4 separate regions of the Homo sapiens genome follow, and regions 1, 3 and 4 are each linked to region 2. Evidence: chromatin contacts called from ENCODE Hi-C or POLR2A ChIA-PET data. All regions are on one chromosome and are shown on one strand. Each heading gives the region's core, a stretch centred on a gene start or an enhancer-like site at or near the end of the contact. The rest is flanking DNA. Distances are from core to core; before and after follow the strand shown. Region 1 holds the start of C11orf65 (chromosome 11 open reading frame 65). Region 2 holds the start of RAB39A (RAB39A, member RAS oncogene family). Region 3 overlaps DDX10 (DEAD-box helicase 10). Region 4 has its middle 27 kb from the start of EXPH5.

Evidence for each region. Hi-C counts contacts between places; a loop is a spot of excess contacts on that map. ChIA-PET counts read pairs that join two places held with the same protein, here RNA polymerase II (POLR2A). Pooled maps may share reads with other maps.
Region 1: a loop to region 2 is called in a pooled map, with 8 times the contacts of the local background. The contact joins the promoter of C11orf65 here to the promoter of RAB39A in region 2. A Hi-C loop is called at or near these places in 3 of 37 single-sample maps with no recorded cell type and 9 of 50 pooled maps.
Region 3: a map with no recorded cell type shows a loop between it and region 2 (5-fold over the local background). The contact joins the enhancer-like site here to the promoter of RAB39A in region 2. A Hi-C loop is called at or near these places in 1 of 37 single-sample maps with no recorded cell type and 5 of 50 pooled maps. POLR2A ChIA-PET finds 5 or more read pairs at or near these places in 1 of 52 experiments (Caco-2).
Region 4: a loop to region 2 is called in a pooled map, with 6 times the contacts of the local background. The contact joins the enhancer-like site here to the promoter of RAB39A in region 2. A Hi-C loop is called at or near these places in 2 of 50 pooled maps. POLR2A ChIA-PET finds 5 or more read pairs at or near these places in 4 of 52 experiments (WTC11, activated CD4-positive, alpha-beta T cell, activated CD8-positive, alpha-beta memory T cell and 1 more).

The regions. Positions count from the first base shown.
Region 1 is chr11:108,464,453-108,469,167 of GRCh38, reverse strand. It overlaps C11orf65 (chromosome 11 open reading frame 65), which reads left to right and starts at 1,639. Exons shown (of 9, transcript NM_152587.5): 1 at 1,639-1,697. RefSeq lists a cis regulatory region at 1,555, enhancers at 1,483-1,627, 1,568-2,420 and a silencer at 3,452-3,746.
Region 2 is chr11:107,925,908-107,931,133 of GRCh38, reverse strand. RAB39A (RAB39A, member RAS oncogene family) reads right to left here and starts at 2,686. Exons shown (of 2, transcript NM_017516.3): 1 at 2,339-2,686. The coding sequence starts at 2,565. RefSeq lists silencers at 2,211-2,430, 2,461-2,950.
Region 3 is chr11:108,731,150-108,735,707 of GRCh38, reverse strand. The region is part of intron 13 of DDX10 (DEAD-box helicase 10); the gene reads right to left. The region is part of intron 2 of LOC124902750 (a long non-coding RNA gene); the gene reads left to right. Among named protein-coding and RNA genes, the nearest start is that of DDX10, 68 kb to the right of the region's middle. RefSeq lists an enhancer at 1,817-1,936. Within about 2 kb of position 2,172, at least 7 of the 41 ENCODE cell types and tissues checked have a DNase peak (open chromatin) inside an H3K27ac peak, as active enhancers do.
Region 4 is chr11:108,618,895-108,623,551 of GRCh38, reverse strand. No RefSeq gene overlaps it. Among named protein-coding and RNA genes, the nearest start is that of EXPH5, 27 kb to the right of the region's middle. RefSeq lists an enhancer at 1,506-1,585. Within about 2 kb of position 1,656, at least 5 of the 41 ENCODE cell types and tissues checked have a DNase peak (open chromatin) inside an H3K27ac peak, as active enhancers do.

The DNA of each region.
Region 1 (4,715 bases), core at 390-2,889, 540 kb before region 2:
CTCGGCTCACTGCAACCAACCTCTGCCTCCCGGGTTCTATCAATTCTCCTGCCTCAGCTTCCTGAGTAGCTGGGACTACAGGCAGCGCGCCACCAGGAGATTGAGACCATCCTGGCTAACACAGTAAAACCCCGTCTCTACTAAACATACAAAAAATTAGCCGGGTATCATGGAGGGCGCCTGTAGTCCCAGCTACTTGGGAGGCTGGGCTAATTTTTGTATTTTTAGTAGAGAGGGGGTTTCACCATGTTGTCCAGGCTGGTCTTGAACTCCTGACCTCAAGTGATCCGCCCACCTCAGCCTCCCAAAGTGCTGGGATTACAGGTGTGAGCCACCACACCTGGCCTGAATTTAAATTTTTTAACCCAGTTTCTATTAGATTGAAAATTAAGATATACATAATGTTTCCATGACTATATTTTTACAGTTTATTGTTCATAACTACTGTGTATTAATGCATCAAGGCAACTACATAAAGAGGAACTGAAGCTCACCCCTTGCTTATGATTGTGATGATTTTAAAGAACTCTGGAAGTTCAGTGAGTCACTGAATTAACCTACCAAGAATTTTTTCTGTACAAATGTTTTCATTATACAGGGAAATTTCTCTTCAGGTGTTTCTTTTCCCTCCTTAAAAGTTTATCTTCCTTACAAACAAATTATATTCCATGCATGAACATAGGACGAACATAGCAAAACTGGGCAGTTCTGAACAAGATTTTTTCACATTGCAATAATCTGTGACCAACTAAAGCACTGCCAAAGTGTCAGACTCAGAATTCAAGCAAGTCAGACTTGCTTTAGATAAGCAGTGCTTGCATTATTTAAGGTCATTTGAAAACTCATTCAAGAGGTCGTCTGTTTTCACTTAAAGCAGTTTAGCTTAACCAGCTGAAGAGCTTACATTTAGAAATAACATTGGACTGCAAGTCACGTATTCTTTGACCTTGAGCAAGACCTGTCAAATAGCTAGAAGGATCAGTTGTCTCATTTTCAAATGAATAAATTAAACTAATTAAATAGGCCGGGCGCGGTGGTTCACGCCTGTAATCCTAGCACTTTGGGAGGCCAAGGCGGGAGATGGGGTAGGGGGGGATCGCTGGAGCCCAGGAGTTCAAGACCAGCCTGGACAACATGGAGAAACCCTGTCGCCACTATTAATAAAAATAGAAAAATGAGCCTGGCGTGGTGGTGCACTCCTACGGTCCCAGCTACTCGGGAGGCTGACGTGGGAGAATCACCTGAGCCAGGGGAGTTCCAGGCTGCAGTGAGCCGAGATCGCGCCACTGCACTCCAGCCTCGGCCACAGATTGAGACCCTATCTCAAGAAAAATTTTACAAAAATTAATAGAAAATATTTCATTATATTTCTCAACATCTTTAAGGTTCTTGGTTGAAATGACTGGGCTTTATTATATACTAAGCCCAACTTCGTAGACAATCACTTTGCTTTCCCTTCCAAAATCCTTTGCCTCAAAGCCACTGACAATCGAAAGCGGGCTTCTAACAGAACCAGCAGCCTTCACAAGCGGTTGGTCTATATCCCCTGCACTTTGTCAGAGCGCGAATAGAGGAAAGGCGGGGCCTAGAAGGCGGGGCTAGGAGGGCAATGGGGCGGGACAGAACGGATTGAGTTACGTCATTTCCGCCTGCGACGTTACCTAGGAGTCCAGCGGCGCCCGGGCCAGCAGCGATTGGTAGGTGAAGGGAATAGTGTCCCTTCTCTCAGCGCGTACTACTGTTCCGGTAGCCTTTGTGCCCACTGGTTTGAGCCTTCGTTGTTTCAAGGCCCTAAAGAACCCATACCCTTGATACCATTCCCCATCCGCCCCTCTTAAGGACGTTTCATTCCTCTAAAGCCCTCCCAGCGAGGCCTCCAGCTGGTTTACAGTCCTGCCCGGGAGTAACCCCTTCCTCAGAGCTCCTTTCCTCGCCCTCGGTGAAGTTGCGTCGGGCTGGTTGACAAGTCCTTACTGCTCATACTGCGCCTTCACAGATCCCCACACCCCAATCCTCCGCAAAGATATTACTCCGTCCACCTTCCCGCTGACCGGGAAGTACACATTAATCTTCCTTAGATTTTTCCTCATTTCTTTCCTTTGCCCCCTCCCATTTGTTTTACGTCTTTTCAGTTTTTTTAGAGATGGAAAAGGGAAACGCGTTTTTAAAGAATAGGTTAGTTTTTCTTCTCCTGCCCCTAGCATCAAGGACCACAGGTAAAAAGGAAAAGCGAAATTACGAAACTTATAAAGGCCACGCGAATCATTTGTTTATTCAATAAATTTAGTAGAGGAAACAAAATAGGACGTATACAGGTTCCAATTCAAGCAAAGTAAAGATTGTTTGCTGCTTTAAAAGTGAAACCAAGAATCCAAACACGTCTTGTGGGCTTTTTTCCACGAAGCGTAAAAATAAATAAGTGAAAACATCATCTATTATGATAAAAAATTTTATTGATTAGGGATATAATAAGCTTGGAAAATACTTATCTGTGAATCTACAAGTGGCACATGGGTGTAGTAAAATACTTCATTGCCTGAGCAGTTGTTTGATAGTACATTTTATTTGGTTAGTTTTTTGTTGTTGTTTGTTTTTGAGAAGGCATCTCGCTGTGTTGCCCAGGCTGAGTGCAGTGGCGTGATCTCAGTTCACTGCAACCTCTGCCTCCTGGGTTCAAGTTATTCTCCTGCCTCAGCCTTCCGAGTAGCTGTGACTGCAAGTGTGCGCCACCACACCCAGTTTATTTTTGTATTTTTACTAGAGACAGGGTTTCACCATATTGGCCAGGCTGGTCTCAAACCCCTGACTTAAGGTGATCTGCCCACCTTGGCCTCCCAAAATGTTAGGATTACAGGCCTGAGCCACCAGACCCGGCCTGGTAGTACATTTTAGTATCTTAAAACTTATGAAGGGTTTTCACAATGGTTATTTTATCTGGAGCATCATAATAACCATATAAAGTCGATCTTATTTCTTATCTAAAGCCAGCAACGGTCCCACCCTCCTTTCTGCTCCAGATGGTGTCCTCTTACACCTACTCAAAGGTTTTACCATTTAACTTATCCCTTTTTTTGCCCCTTTAAGTTCTCCGTCACTTTAATTTCTCCCTCACTACTGGATGGTACATTTTAACATGCTTTAGAATCTGTCGTTTTTTGTTGTTGTTGTTGTTTTTTTTTTTTTTTAGACCGAGTTTCACTCTTGTTGCCCAGGCTGGAGTAGTGGCATGATCTCGACTCACCGCAACCTCCGCCTGCCAGGTTCAAGCAATTCTCCTGCCTCAGCCTTCCTGAGTAGCTGGGATTACAGGCATGCGCCACCACACCCAGCTAATTTTGTATTTTTAGTAGAGACGGGATTTCTCCATTTTGGTCAGGCTGGTCTCAAACTCCCAACCTCAGATGATCCGCCCACCTTGGCCTCCCAAAGTGCTGGGATTACAGGCGTGAGCCACCGCGCCCAGCCTTTTTTTTTTAAAAAAAAACCTTTAATCCATTCTCACTCTCTAGCTACACCCCATTTTTCTGCTCCCTTACAGCACTCCAAAGAATTACTACTGTACTTACTGTCTCAACTTTCCCACTTCCTCAACCCAACCCAAACTTCCTTCCCTGCTTACTCCACTGAAGCAGTGCCTGTACAGTCACTAGTGACTTTATCTGGCCAAATCTCCCTTTTTTTCCTCTGTATTTACTTGCCCTTGCAACAATATTTGACACAATTGAATATGTTCTTTCTTGAAATTGTGGAACTTCATTGTTTATTTCTGAATCAGATAATTTTGAATGCTGGAATATATTTCCTCTATATTTTGTGTATTCATAAACATATAATGGTGGCATTTATGACATACTTTTTTGGCAGCTTCTAAACACCCTTTAGCCTATGTCACTAGAGAAGCAGGAAGCAGGTGTATGCAGAAAGCCCGTGTAAAATTATTTAGATCAAAGTATTCAATAAACTGGTTCAGGATTTTCAAGGGATTTTTAAGATCCAGTGTTAAATTTCCACCTACAAAATTGGGAATGTATTTGGGAAAATGATGAAATTGTGATGAATTAATGCTAATGCTGTCACGTTAAATAACACACACACTACATTGATAACAGGTAAAAAATCTCACAGTTTAGTTCTTGGAAAGTATTAAAAGACCCATTTTAATCCTAATATCTAATTTACGTTTAGTTTTTTACTTTTCTAAAATTTAGAGTCAAGCATTCCCATAGAATGTTTATGGGCATAAATTAGACACCATTTTTGAGGACAGTTTGGCAGTGTTAGGTTTCAATATGCACGCTGTTTTTTTTAATGAAGTTATATTGTATATATCTGAACTAAATGCACATTGTGGAAAAATACCAACAGCATAAAAGAGTATACTGGAACAAAAACATCTCTTCCCTTTCCGAACCCAGGCTCCTCAGTCCACAGGTCCCTTCCTAGAGACAATCATTCTTAGTAATTTCTCATATCCCTTTCCAGAGAGAGTCAATTCAAATATATATGTGCACCAGGCGCAGTGGCTCATGCCTGTAATCCCAGCGCTTTGGGAGGCCGAGGTGGGTGGATCACGAGGTCAAGAGATGGAGACCATTCTGACCAACATGGTGAAACCCCATCTCTACTTAAAATACAAAAATTAACTGGGCACGGTGGTGCACACCTGTAGTGCCAGCTACTTGGGAGGCTGAGGCAGGAGAATCACTTGAACCCGG
Region 2 (5,226 bases), core at 1,437-3,936:
GTAGTGGTGCATGCCTGTAATCCCAGCTACTCGGGAGGCTGAGGCTGCAGAATTGCTGGAACCTGGGAGGCGGAGTTTGCAGTGAGCAGAGATCGCGCCATTGCACTCCAGCCTGGGCCACAAGAGCGAAACTCCGTCTCAAAAAAAAAAAAAAAAGTTAAAAAACAATCATCTCTATCATCTATTTAGCAGAAAGGTCTTTAAAGTCTAACAAATTAATTATCATTTAATTTCTTGTCAATAAGTTGAGCTACTTATTTATTTATTTATTTATTTTTGAGACTGAGTCTGGCTCTGTCACCCAGGCTGGAGTGCAGTGGCGTGATCTTGGCTCACTGCAAACTCTGCCTCCCAGGTTCAAGCGATTCTCCTGCCTCAGCCTCCTGAGTAGCTGGGACTACGGGCACACACCACCATGCCCAGCTAATTTTTGTATTTTTGGTAGAGACAGGGTTTCACCTTATTGGCCAGGCTGGTCTTGAACTCTTGACCTTGTGATCCACCCGCCTCAGTATCCCAAAGTGCTGGAATTACAGGCGTGAGCCACCCTGCCCAGCCAAGTTGAGCTACTTTTAAGGAACTAATTAAACACAATAAGATTTTATTACCCATGTGTCTTGTAGTTGCAACTCAAAGTAGCTGTTAGAAGTTTAAGACATAAAGGTTTTTATTGTATTCACTTCAGAGGGGGGGTCAAGAGCTAACAGCAAATGCTTTTTTTCTGAGCCTGATATATCGCAAAGTTTACCTCTGATTGAGATCACATGTGAAGGAATTGGCAATCAACTTAGAATGGTAAAACTGGAAGGAATGTTAGAGATCACGACGACTTTCATTTTACAGATGAGGAATCAAACATTTGAAAAATTATTTTAATAAAAGGAGGCTTCTTGAAAAGGAAAAACATTTTTCATGGAATTCTACGTGTTGTACAAATCCAATCAATAATCTTTTAACACCTCTCTGAAGCGCTGGCCTTACCATCTTTCCACTTCACACACACGAAAACTAAGGTATAAGCAAGCTAAGCAGTTCACTCATTATCTCTATGAATCAGCATCATTGCTAGGAACGGAAGCCAAAACTTTGAATGTTGGACCATTCTCACAGATGTAGGCTGATCTCATTCGCAGTGATGCTGGCTGGGGGCGAGGGGAAGCCATGTTTGGGAAGTCCCCTCATGGAACACTGCATTTCACAAGCAGAGTACTTGCTGACTAACGCAAAATGCTTCCTTAAATGAGTTCCAATGGATAATGCAGTCTTTAAGAAACAGAACAGTACAATACATCAGTTTCACCATCTTCCTCTAAAACGAAGTGCCTTTGAATCCTAGACATTTAAAATTTGCTTTAAACCTGCTTCCATCTCAAATATTCAGGAAATGCATATAATTTCATTTACTTTTTATTTACACAAGTCGCCTTTGTGAAACCCTTCATGTCCCCAGCGGATATTTAGGAGGAGACTATTCATTTGGATCCCTCCTTCTGTCTTTAGAAATATTATCACCCTGGAACGTTAAGTACTGATCATAAGCAAAATTAAAGTTCCTGGCGAATCTCAATATATGTCTTTTTCCCACCAAACATGACAAACTTCTAAAGACAACTCAACCCTTCACATACACACACACACACACACACACCCTCAGCTGTGCCAGTGTCCCTGATGTTGCATCTAGTTAACCTACAAGACCCATTCCCACGGGTCATGACCCAGTATTTCTGATGACCACATTCAGTGCTGTGAGGTGCCCAAACCATTACCGCATCCACCTCTCTGTGAACCATGCCCAGTGAGCTCATGCAGGAACCTGGGTTGGAGCGCTCCTTGCTGTGAAGCTAAAGGATCCATCACGAATCTGGGAACCCTCCCTCGCGGTTCTCCCCGGCCACACAGCGTGGGAGCCGCTGGGTTAGGGTAGGAAAAGGGGCGCCTGCTTGGAGGAGGGTGGTCGGGTCATGCTGTGCGCAGCCAGGGAAGCCGAGTTTGGGAAGAAGGCAGCCGGGGAGCCGGAGGGGATAAAAATACCCACAGGGGCTGAAAGAGTTGGGGAAGAGGGGGCGGCGAGGACGACCCCGGTTCAGGCGGGAAAGGAAAGATGGAAAGGGGGCGCAGGAAATGGGCGCCAAAGAAAGAAGTGAGAAATTGCGGAGGAGGAAGTCGTCCCTGGAAGAGGAGGGGCAAAGGGGAAGCGAGAATGGAGTGTTTGCACTTTCGAGAGGGAAGGGCCAGAGCCTCTCCCGACCAGGGCCGGCGGGGCGGACGCCTGGGGAAGGGGCGTCCGGGCGGGCTGAGGGGGCGGCGCGGTGCCCAAGGTCCCCGGGGTCCCTACCTGAACCGCTCCTGTCCCGCCGTGTCCCAGAGCTGTAGCTTGATCCTCTTGCCCGGCTCGATCTCCAGCAGGCGGGAGAAGAAGTCCACGCCGACGGTGGGGTCGCAGGCGGGGGAGCGCAGCCCGGGGAAGCGGCCCTGGGTGAAGCGGTGCAGGAGGCAGGACTTGCCCACGGTGGAGTCCCCGATCACGATGAGGCGGAACTGGTAGATCCAGATGGTCTCCATCGCTCACGTGCCCCGCTGGCTCCCGGGCCGCCCCACCCGCGGGCTAAGTTCGGCGGCGGGAACTGTCCTTTCAGCACCTCGCGGGCGCCCGCCCGCCGCCTTCCAGCATATTCCTGCGGCTGCGGCCGCCGCCTGGTGCCCGCCCTCTCGGGAGAGAGAGGCGGGGCCAGGCCCGGCTAGGGGCGGGGCCTCTGGACGGGGGCGGGGCGGGGGCGGTGGCGCGTGGGAGGGGGAAGCAGGTTTGCTGCCGCGAACTCCCGCCCCTGACCGGCTGCAAATCACTCTCCCTCAACGCTCACTGGGCGCCGGCAGGAAAGTGGGCGTGGCGGGAAGACGTGACAGCAGCAACAACCAAGGAAAATGAAGCAAGGTCTCAACTCCGGGAGGGTCAGCCAATGAAAAGTGAGAGTCGTTTTCTTACAGGCGTCAGGGCGGGTTGGTCAGATTAGGGCTCTGATTTTGGAAGTCCCTGAGGCCATAACTTGGGTCATTGCTTTGATTCCTCTTTTTTTTTTGTCCCCCAGGCTGGATTGATGTGGTGAGATCTCGGCTCATTGCAGCCTCAAGCGATCTGCCCACCTCAGCCTCCCAAGCAGCGGGGACCACGGGTGTGAGCCATCACACCTGGCTAATTTTCTTCTGGGTTAAAAAAAAATTTTTTTTTTAGAGATGTGGTCTCGCTATGTTGCTTAGGCTGGTCTCAAACTCCTAGGTTCAAGCGATCCATCCACCTCAGCCTCCTGAGTAGCTGGGACTACAGGCGGGGGCCACCACATCCCGCTAATTTTCTAACTTTTTGTAGAGATGGGGTCTTGCTGTGTTGCCCAGGCTGGTCTCGAACTCCTGACCTCAAGTGATCCTCCAGGCTCAGCCTCCCAGTGCTGGGATTACAGGTGTGAGCCACCACACCCTGCTTTCTTGTCTTGATGAGAGCCACCTCCAAGGCATTTTAAGGTGAAGGAGTTTTGGGCAGGATTGAAATAAATTTGCACAGCCAGTTCTGGGTGCTTCTAGCAAGGGCTCTGGCTGTTGCTGCGTGCTGCCACTGTCTGTTCTTCACTGCTATGAGTACCACAGAAGAGTGAGAAACGCCAAGTATCATCCCCATACCCTCTGGGGCCCTCCAACCCTGGGGACAGTGGCAAAAAAAAAAAAAAAAAAAAAAGCCGGGGAAATGTTGAGAAGCTCATGAAATTTTCAGCTCTCCTTGGTCTCCATTGTTTAAGTCAGAAAAAAGCGAACAGGTGGTCTCTTAGCTCATGTCTGATTAATGATGTAAGTAAACAAAGCAGAACTTAAATTCTGGTGAGATCTTACTACTTTCTTGTGCCTTTCCTCAAATTGAGTAATAGTGACGTCAAGGTTTATCTTTAAAAAGTGAAACAGTTTAAAAGTGTGTGTTAGGCCGGGCGCGGTGGCTCACGCCTGTAATCCCAGCACTTTGGGAGGCTGAGGCGGGTGGATCACCTGAGTCAGGAGTTCGAGACCAGCCTCAACATGGAGAAACCCCGTCTCTACTAAAAATACAAAATTAGCCGGGCGTAGTGGTGCATGCCTGTAATCTCAGCCACTCGGGAGGCTGAGGCAGGAGAATTGCTTGAACCCGGGAGGCAGAGGTTGTGATGAGCTGAGATCGTGCCATTGCACTCCAGCCTGGGCAACAAGAGCGAAACTCCATCTCAAAGAAAATAAATAAATAAATAAAAGTGTGTGTTTAGGCCGGTCGCAGTGGCTCACGCCTGTAATCCCAGCACTTTGGGAGGACGAGGCGGGCAGATCGCCTGAGGTCAGGAGTTCGAGACCAGCCTGGCCAACATGGCGAAACTTCGTCTTTATTAAAACTACAAAAATGGCCGGGTGCAGTAGTTCATGCCTGTAATCCCAGCACTTTGGGAGGCCGAGGTGTGTGGATCACAAGGTCAGGAGTTCAAGACCAGCCTGGCCAAGATGATGAAACCTCCTCTCTACTAAAAATACAAAAATTAGCCACGCACGGTGGCAGGCGCCTGTAATCCCAGCTACTCGGGAGGCTGAGGCAGGAGAATCGCTTGAACCTGGGGGGCAGAAGTTGCAGTGAGCTGAGATGGTGCCACTGCACTCCAGCCTGGACGACAAAGCAAGACTCCTCGTCTCAAAAAAAAAAAAAAAAAAAAAAAGCTACAAAAATTAGCCAAGCATGGTGGCACATGCCTGTAACCCCAGGTACTTGGGAGGCTGAGGCAGGATAATCGCTTGAACCCGGGAAGTGGAGGCTGCAGTGAGCCGAGATTGTGCCATTGCACTCCAGCCTGGGCAACGAGAGCAAAACTCCGTCTCAAAAAAAAAAGTGTGTGTTTACCAAAACAAAATTTTCAACAATTCCACTTTTTTCTTGTGCACATCCCAAATTCTTATATCGATATTCATCCCTATTTCCTTTGCTGTTTTGGAGGAATTGGTGTTGGCTGTGTTTAATCCCCTTTCACTTATCTTTTTGGGGCTTTTCCCAACAGTTGACTTTTATTTCATACCTTTTATACCTTGAATCTCCCCTTCTCCAGTGGCTTCTGCTCCTCAGCCTATAAACATGCTCAATTATCTACAATTCTAAAACTAAGCAAAACACCTCTTCATTACGCTTCCCCTTCAGATTGTTGACTCCTCCATCATTCTCCTTTTCAA
Region 3 (4,558 bases), core at 923-3,422, 810 kb before region 2:
TGTTCTTGAAATAATTTATTTCAACAAAAGCAGTGAAGTAGCCATCATGGAGAAAATAACTTCAGGACTTTCTTACTATTTTCAAGTTTCATACTGTTTTCATTTCAAATTACCTATGGGGGAGGAGGAACAATAATATTTTCAATGCTTAAAACCTCTAAAGTTCATGATCCAGCAACAACAGAAGAGTGCCTTATACACCCTCCATGGTGACCACCTCTGATCATTCTATCTGAAATTGCAGCATGCCACCCACCTTCCCTGAATTCTATATCCCCCTTACACTGCTTCATCTTGCCCCTACCATAGCACACATATTCATTTTTTGTCCATCCCACCCATTAATGCACAGGGAATACTGTTGGTTTTGCTAACAGCTCTCAATGCCTAGCACACAGCAGGTGTTCAAATATTTGCTGAATAAATTTTTCTAAAAACTTCATGAAGTCTTCACTTAATAAGCCGGCATTTCACCTAAAATGTACACTTTCATGGTAAAGAACAAAGCTTCGCATCAAAGCAAAAGTGATTTAATTCTAACTGTCACCAACAGATGGCACTAGCCTCAGATGTTGCCTTGGACTTGAAACCGTGTTTCAAAATATGCATTGAAAAGAACAAAGTCAAAACAAAAATTTGCTTGGACAATTTAAAAGTGTTGAAAAGAAATGTGAAAGTTGAATCCAGTGCCATCACAAAGACAGTCCTCCCATTAACAAGTTCAGGTACAGATACACACACTGCTTAGAGACTTAAAAAGTGGTCTTATGAACAGCATTTCTGGAAACTAATCTGCCATATTAGCAGTGTTGTACAATTATATTTGTTAGAGCCATATAAACAAGCACTTGTTTATGAATTTGAAAACTCCTTATTTCTAATCATATAACAAGTTCAAAGGGCAATTCACATGACCTTCAAGAACAGCCTGTCCTATTTCACATTTCTTTCATTACCTGTGTAACTACCTTAAAATAAAGATAAATACGGCCTGTAAAAGTAGCTGTTTAAACTTCAACCACAAAAGTAGATTTAAAAATTCAGTAGTTAGCAGATGTTATAAATATTGAATATTGTATAAAAGAAGGAGATAAAGGAAAACGACTCAATATTTGATATAATGATTCAGCATGTTACAGAATAAACATCATGCCAAAACCAGCTTTAAGCTTTCCACTGAAAATTTACATCCTCAGGAAGTCATCTGCATACCAAACTCAAATAGGAAAAAAAATACATAAAGCAACTCAATATATGCATCTAAGCTTCATGTTACACAATAACAACTCCTTTTGAATTGGAACAAAGCTTAGATTACAAAAAAAGAATTAAGCACAGGATGCCAAAAAACAGAAAAGACACCTATAAGACAAATGAGCATATATACCAAACTATTTCAGCTGGCAACATCTGAGATCATGCTACCATTGTTTCACTTCATGGTAGCAAAAATTCGGAGTACAGTAGTCTTGACTTTAGAGTTCTTCCTTCTGTTTAAGTCAACTGAACATTACATAAGGCCCCTGAACACAAATCACCAGGTATGGAAGAGATAAAAATTAAGAGACATGTGGCTACATTATGAAATGTCAAGAAAAAGAAAAAAATACTAGCAAAATAGACCATTGGAATCCAGAGGTCAGTGGGTTGAAGAAGTAAGGGATGGCTTCAAAGAAGAGACAAGATAAGCACTGCATCTTGAAAGATGTGAAATGCTGGAGTGGGAAGAAAATAATCCAGGAAGGAATCCTTCACTGTTTAAGTGGAAACTGGGAAGAATGGTCTCGCAGGACAATAGGATAGGGGCTAGCTTACAAAACCCAACTGCAAGGGTGAACTTAAGGGTAGCATGGAAGGTAAACCACTTGAAAAAAAATACTAATTTGACCAAGGTTCACAGGAAGATGACTCAGAAGAACAACGAGAACCAATTATGAAGCTTATCCCCCCGAGCCAAGAATGAGGTAATAAGAATCTGGGGGCAGAATGGCAGTGTAAGTGGGAAGTGAAAATGGAACACTAAAAGCCACCACTAAATGTAGAAATGACGGGAATCAAAGCAAGCACAATCATACCGAGGCAAGTCAGAGGGGCCTAAGTACAGACTCCAGTGCTAGCGCTTCACTAACTATGCAACATTAGGCAAGGAAGTAAGTGAACCTGTCAAAGCCTGTGTCTGAACTTGTAACATGACAACAACACTACACAAGGCTGTGGTAAGAATTTAAATAAGTGAGATATGATAGTCAAAGTGCATGGTAAGTTATAAAAAAATTGATAGATGTTAATCATTTTCCAGTACTTATTTTACAAATACTTAGTCCAAGTTCCTAAAAGTCACTAAGTACCTAACACAGTCCCTGGCATCCGTTAGGTAACTGCTGCTGAAAGGAGGGAAAAAGAGAGAAAGAGAAAAAGTGAAGAGACAAGAGGCAGAAACATCCTAGCTCCCACATAGGAGAATCTTGATTTGGAACTTGGAATCTTTTTATAAGAGTATACTTATAAGCTTCAAAGTTAGCTAATCTGTGTTTTAACACCAACAGTGAGTTCTTACAGTACTAAAAAAAGAAAAAGCTACTAAAAAAAAAAAAAAAAGTAGGACTAAATCAATGTAAACAGGATCTGGAATCAACTCTAAGGTACAATGAATAATCTATGGGTATCATTCAAATCTTAATTAAAACTGACCTATGTTTACTTTTAAGAAAGCTTTAAAAGGACATTTGTTGAGCTAAAATGGAATCTACCCAGTCTCATTTCTAAAAAGGTTTAAACTGAAAAAGAAAAGAAAGCATATGCTTAGAGATTTCATTCTCACATTTAAGGAAATAAGTGTTCCAAAAATAAATTTTAATTTAATCATTTTAATTGTATGTTCATGCTCTTATCTAACACTGTCTCCCTGGAGGTCAACTTTCTGAACACCCAACAAGACAATTAGCCAAAACAAGGTTCTTCCCTATGGTGGGAGGTCAACCAGCCATCTCTTACTGCCTTTGTGCCTGATCACTACACCTGCGCTCTCTCCTGCACATGTCTTATTGCTTCATCACTCGTGGCACTTCTCCACTGCTAAGAAAATCTTGTTGTCCTTCACTGCATCGATCTCGTCAAACAGAAAAGGATTGTGACAAGGCAGCATTCCAGAAGGCCTTGCTTGCACCTGGCACTCAGTACCTCTCGTCTCCATTTACGCCGAAGTCTAAAGGCAAACATTCATTTTATACTCCAAGTGTGCGCACACAATGAGTAGCCCAAAATTATTTACAATACTGTCAATTACACTGACATTACCCAATTACAGAAAGCAAACTACACACAAATAATGGTAGGCACGACAGCAGAGAAAGAAAATGTGACTTAGCATCACAAATAGGTTTAACTGCTAACTTCACCACTGTGACCTTGGACAAGTCACTTAAAAGCCTTCCTTTCCTCCTCCGAAATTTTAATAGCTACCTTTCTTGTCATAAGGAAAAATGAGAACTTATGCAGAAAGTGTTCAGTATATGGTAAAATGCCAAATAATTATGGTCTTAATTATAATGATATGATTATTAGACATATTCCATAAAATCTACAATCCAATGGGTTCCTACTGGCTCCAAGTTTCAATTTGGTTCTTGTACAAATCTTCTTTTTCCAGAGAGACAAGAAAGGGAAAAAAAGATAATCAAGATAAAGAGGATAAGTTATAAGTAACAAAGCCAGTTCCCTTCTGTGTCTGGTATGGTGTCTACAAAGACAATTCTAAAACATGAGCAACAAAAATTTCAACAAAGTCAGCAGTGTCTGGAAAAGTGCTTAGTCTTCCCACAGGGAATATACTCATTTATATGTGCAAATGATAGTATTATTCCCATTTTATGTATGATTTGATTTTTCTATATCTCGTCTATCCTTAAAAATAGGTAATAAAGGAAAAAAGCAGCCTCCAGTGACTGATGGATGCATACAACACTAAAATATGAAATGCAAAAGTAAAGGATAAAATGGAAAGCCAGGATGGGTGCAGTGATTTATACCTATAATCCCAGAACTTTGGGAGGCTGAGGCAGGAGGATGGTTTGAGTCCAGCAATTCAAGATCACTTCAGCCCATAAGGTCGAGGCTGCAGCGAGCCATGATGACACCATTGCACTCCAATCTGGGTGACAGAGAGAGACTCTGTCTCAAAAAAAAAAAAAAGAAACCCAATTGAGATCACGGTTGCAGGGTCACATTCAAAACCAATTGCTTAAAAACATGGAGAAGAATCAAAAGATATTAACACGAGTGAAAATAAGTATTAATTTTTAAAATTCGAAAGTAGGTAACAGGTGAAGTTAAGACTAGGTGAGGTAGTTCAAAAAAGGGCTGGGCATGGTGGCTGACACCTGTAATCCTAGCACTTTGAGAGGCTGAGGCAGGTGGATGACCTGAGGTCAGGAGTTTGAGACCAGCCTGGCCAACATGGTGAAACCCCGTCTCTACTAAAAATACAAAAATTAGCTGGGTGTGGTGGCACGTGCCTGTAATCTCAGCTACTCGGGAGGCTGAGGCAGGATAATCACTT
Region 4 (4,657 bases), core at 407-2,906, 690 kb before region 2:
TTTGTTCAAATTGTTTCTGCCTAAAGTAAATCCTTCTTTAGCTCTTTTAGCAAGGAATGTGAGTGGTAAATCTTCTCTGTTTTGTATTAAAATATTTTTATTTTGCCTTATTTTATTTTGACAATTGAATGATAATTTAGTTGGGGATAGAATTCTAAGTTGACAGTTTTGCAACTTTTATTCCATTGACTCTGAATTTGATAATTTCTGTTGAAAAGTCTATTGTCATTTTAACTAATGTTCTCTTTTAGTTTAAGTTTTAAAAATCTTTGGGTGTCTTAATATTTTCTTTTCATTTGAGGTGTTCCATCATTAGTTATCCTGAAGATTCATGTCTTTCATTAATTTAAGAAAATTCTCAGACATTATCATTTGAAATACTGCCTCTCCCACTCTTCATTCTCTCCTTTGGAAATTCCTATTAGATAGGCACTGGACATTTTTCTTCTTTCTTCCATATCTCTTAAACTATCTTTCATATTTTCCATTTCTCAAGCTTTTGAGAGTCACATTTGTATATATTTCCTTAGATCTAAATTTCAGGTCATGAATTGTCTATTTAAGAATTAGTGTAGCTGTATTTTTTTATTTTAATTTTTAGAAATTTTATTTTTTAAAAGTAGGACTTTGATCTTATTTTCCTGTAATTCCTATTCTTTCTTATCTCTTGTTTTAAACATACTTATTTTATAGTGCTATAAGCTGAAGTGCTTGGGAGGGAGTATATAACTGCTGTTTATTGAATCTGATAACTTTCACACATGGTGGATTATTTCCTCCTGTATTTTGTCATTTCACTGGGGATCATTTTTTCTTTGTAGCCTTGGGTTTGGAAGTACCCTGTAAAGTAGCTTATTTGTTTGTTTATTTATTTATTTATATGGTTTGTCTGTGTCCCCACCACAATCTCATCTTGAATTGCAATCCCCATTATCCCCACATGTCGTGGGAGGGACCCAGTGGGAAGTGATTGGATCATGGAGGCAGTTTCCCCCTTGCTGTTCTCATGATAGTGAGTTCTCACAAGATCTGATGGTTTTGGGAGTGCCCGGCATTTCCCCTGCTAGCACTTCTCCCTCTTGCTGCCCTGTGAAGAAGATTCATTCCTTCCCCTTTGCCTTCAGTCATGATTGTAAGTTTCCTGAGGCCTCCCAGGCAATGCAGAACTGGAAGTCAATTAAACCTCTTTCCTTTATAAATTACCTGGTCTTGGGCAGTTCTTTATAGCAGCGTGAAAACAGAGTAATACATTTATTTTTTAATTTTTTACTTATTTATTGAGACAGAGTCTTACTCTGTCACTCAGGCTGGAGTGCAGTGGTGCAATCTCGGCTCACTGCAACCTCCACCTCCCAGGTTCAAGAGATTCTCATGCCTCAGCCTCCTGAGTATCTGGGACTACAGACACGCACCACCATGCCTGGCTAATTTTTTTTTTATTTTAGTGCAGACAGGGTTTTGCCATGTTGGCCAGGTTGGTCTCTAACTCTTGGCTTCAAGCAATACACCCGCCTTAGCCTCCCAAAGTGCTGGGATTACAGGCATGAGCCACCATGCCCAGCTATTTGTTTATTTAATTTTTGCTTCTGGCATACTGTCAAGTTGAGGTTTACATTAACTTTGTGACTCGGGGAGTTTCTGGACAATACAGGAAATTCCACATCTGTCCATGGAGTACCTGGGGTTTTAATTTCTTGAAAGAGCTTATGTTGTTTTCTGCCCAAAAACCTAGGCATTGACATGTTTCCTTTGAGTCTCCCTGAGACTATGGGGAGAGTTCTTCTAGTCATTCTTTCACACAGGCACATCGCTCTCAGTGTCCCTGCATAGGCTTAAGACCTATGGTCTTAAATAGCATTGTTAATTTCTAAGTGTAAAATTGCAGAGTCAGTCTGTGTGCTTACCACAAGGCTTTCACATCTTTTTTCCATTTCTGGTATGGGGAGTTTCCTTTCTCTATGTAGTTACATATAATTATATTGTACCTCTAAATAGCTACATTGCATCCAGCATTTTGAGGTTTACGAGAGAAGATTCTGTGTTATCTTAGTCCTCTTTGTTGTTAGAACTACATGTTTAGCATTGAATTTTTAATTTCTTGGCAAGCATCTGTGGTTGCTTTTATGTCTTGATTTTAAAATGACAGTTAACTGTGTTCAAAGTAGTACTGATGTTTCATTCTTTTACCAAAATCAAACTTATTTCATTGAAGTGAAAATTCAAAATTAAAGGCAATTTCATAGAAAAAAACTTTAGTTTTATAGAAAAGTTAATCCATTGAGACTTCCATTTGCTTGTATGAAAATGATATGATACAGTGGAGTCATGAACTACTTTGATTGTTATAAACCAATGAGAAAAAAACACAAGAAGCAAATGTAATATATGAATGATGGTTTCAATCCAAGTGGAGGCATGAAGTGAGAGAAAGTTTTACAAGTAGTCAGATAGAGATAACTGGTAGAAGAATTGAGTCATCACACAGCAAATACTATAAAAGGCATATTGTCATAAATGAGTAGATAGGTTACATAAATTTCACTTCTGTACACAGAAGTTCAACAGTTCATGACTACTATGTATAGTAGTAAGTATGCAGTTAAAAAAATTCTGAAAACAGTGTGTTTTATTCATTAGCGTTGCATCGGGAGGATACAGTATTAAAATGAATATTTCATTAAAGTAACCAATGGCTGATTTTTTTAAAAACCTAGTTCATTGTTTTCTTTCAGCAACACTATACCCTCTGTTTCATGACATACATATTGGTAAATAGATTTTTAGGTTATTTAGTTTTCTTTTTTTAATTTTTAAGTTTAAAAAAATTATTGCCCATATAGTTTAATAAAGCTACATGAATCAGAAGTTTGTACCTAATTTTTTGTTTGTACATATTAAGTAACATTTAAATTAAAACAATTCAAGTCATCATTAAAGATCCAAGTAAGAAACAGTGGTATGTAAGTGTTAAAAGGAAACTTGAGACAAGTCAAATTTGATGGAGTTTAGTTGAGCAAAAAAAAAAAAAAAGGAAACAATTTGTGAATAGGGTAGCCTTCAGAATTACAGCAGAGTCAGAGAGACTCCTGGGGTATATCGTGGTCAGAACAAATTTATAGATTAAAAAAAGTAAAGTGACGTACAGGGATCGGAAATGAGGTACGGAAACAGTGAGATTGGTTACAGCTCAGTGTTTGCCATATTTGAACGCAGTTTGAACACTCAGCAGTCTATGAGTGGTTGAAGTATGGCTGCTGGGATTGACCAACACTCAGCTATTGTTACAGGTGCATACTCCTAAGTTTAGTTTTCAGTTTTGTCTGCCTATTAAGCTAGGTTATGGTTCTCCACAAGGACTCAAATATAGAAGTACAGAGTCCTTCTCAGGCCATATTTAGTTCACTTCAACATAAGATAAGACTCTAGGGTGGGAGATAGAGTCCATGCACTGCAGCCCTGGATTTTCTATTAGGTTGAATGATATGAGCTTGTCATATAACCTTTTTCAATTTTACCTACAAAAATTGCAATAATACATAATAGCTATGTAAACTTGAGTAAGAAATTTAACTTCTTTGAGTCTACCCTTTCTCATCTGTAAAATAGAGAAAAATAGTTCTGACCTATTAGAATATGGCTGTTTATATATTAGAACAGAATTTATTTTACTTATCTAATAGATAGAGTTATTTTTTTCTCCACGAGGATATGTTCCAAGGAATCTGGTCTTTTATAATAAAAAAAAATTGCTCCATTTCCCCTTGGGGAGAAGAGGTGTCCTGCTTCCCCCAACCACTGGCAAGAGGGGAGAGGAGAACTAGCTGAAAGAATTTTCCCAAGAAGAGTAGAAGCTCCACCTCCTTATCCTACCAGAAATCTCAAAGATGGCCTTGCCATGTCTGGGAGTTTCCATGCCTATTCTTGACCCAATGTTAGACTAAGAGCTTCCACCACGGCCATAAACGACACTCTAGTAAAAGCCAGATGGTATCATGTTACAAGGTACAAGAAGAGCAAAACATATTTCTACACAGAAAGGCTATAAAGATCCAGGACACTTTTGTCAAAATCCACATACAGTTTCCCCTTCAACAACCGGGGTTTGAACTGCGCTGATCCATTTACATGAGATTCTTTTCAACCAAGAACAGACTGAAAACACAGTATTCCTGGGATGGGAAATCCTGATATACGCAGGGTAAACTTTTCATCTATGGGGGTTCTACAGGGTGGATTGCTGAACTTGAGTATGTGGGGATTGGGGATTTGCAGGGGTCCTGGGGCCAGTCCTCTGATTATACAGACAGATGGCAGTACTATTTTGGGTTGGAGAGAGTGACGCTTATGATTGCAGTCACTATCAACAAGATACTGAAAATTAATTTTCAATAACAATGACTGTTAAACAACTCATCTATTTGTAGGATATTAATTTGGTGGACAAAAGGAAGACAAGCAGTCTATACTCAATAAAAAACAAATATGTATAGATAAACAATAAGCCATCAGATTTGATTCCTAAAGAATGGATATAAAATTCAAGAATTTGAGGCAAAAAATCATAGATCTACATAGATATGTAGACACAAAAGATCTATACATAAATACATGAACATATATATAAAATGTATATAGCCTTTGACTTAGCAGACAGAGA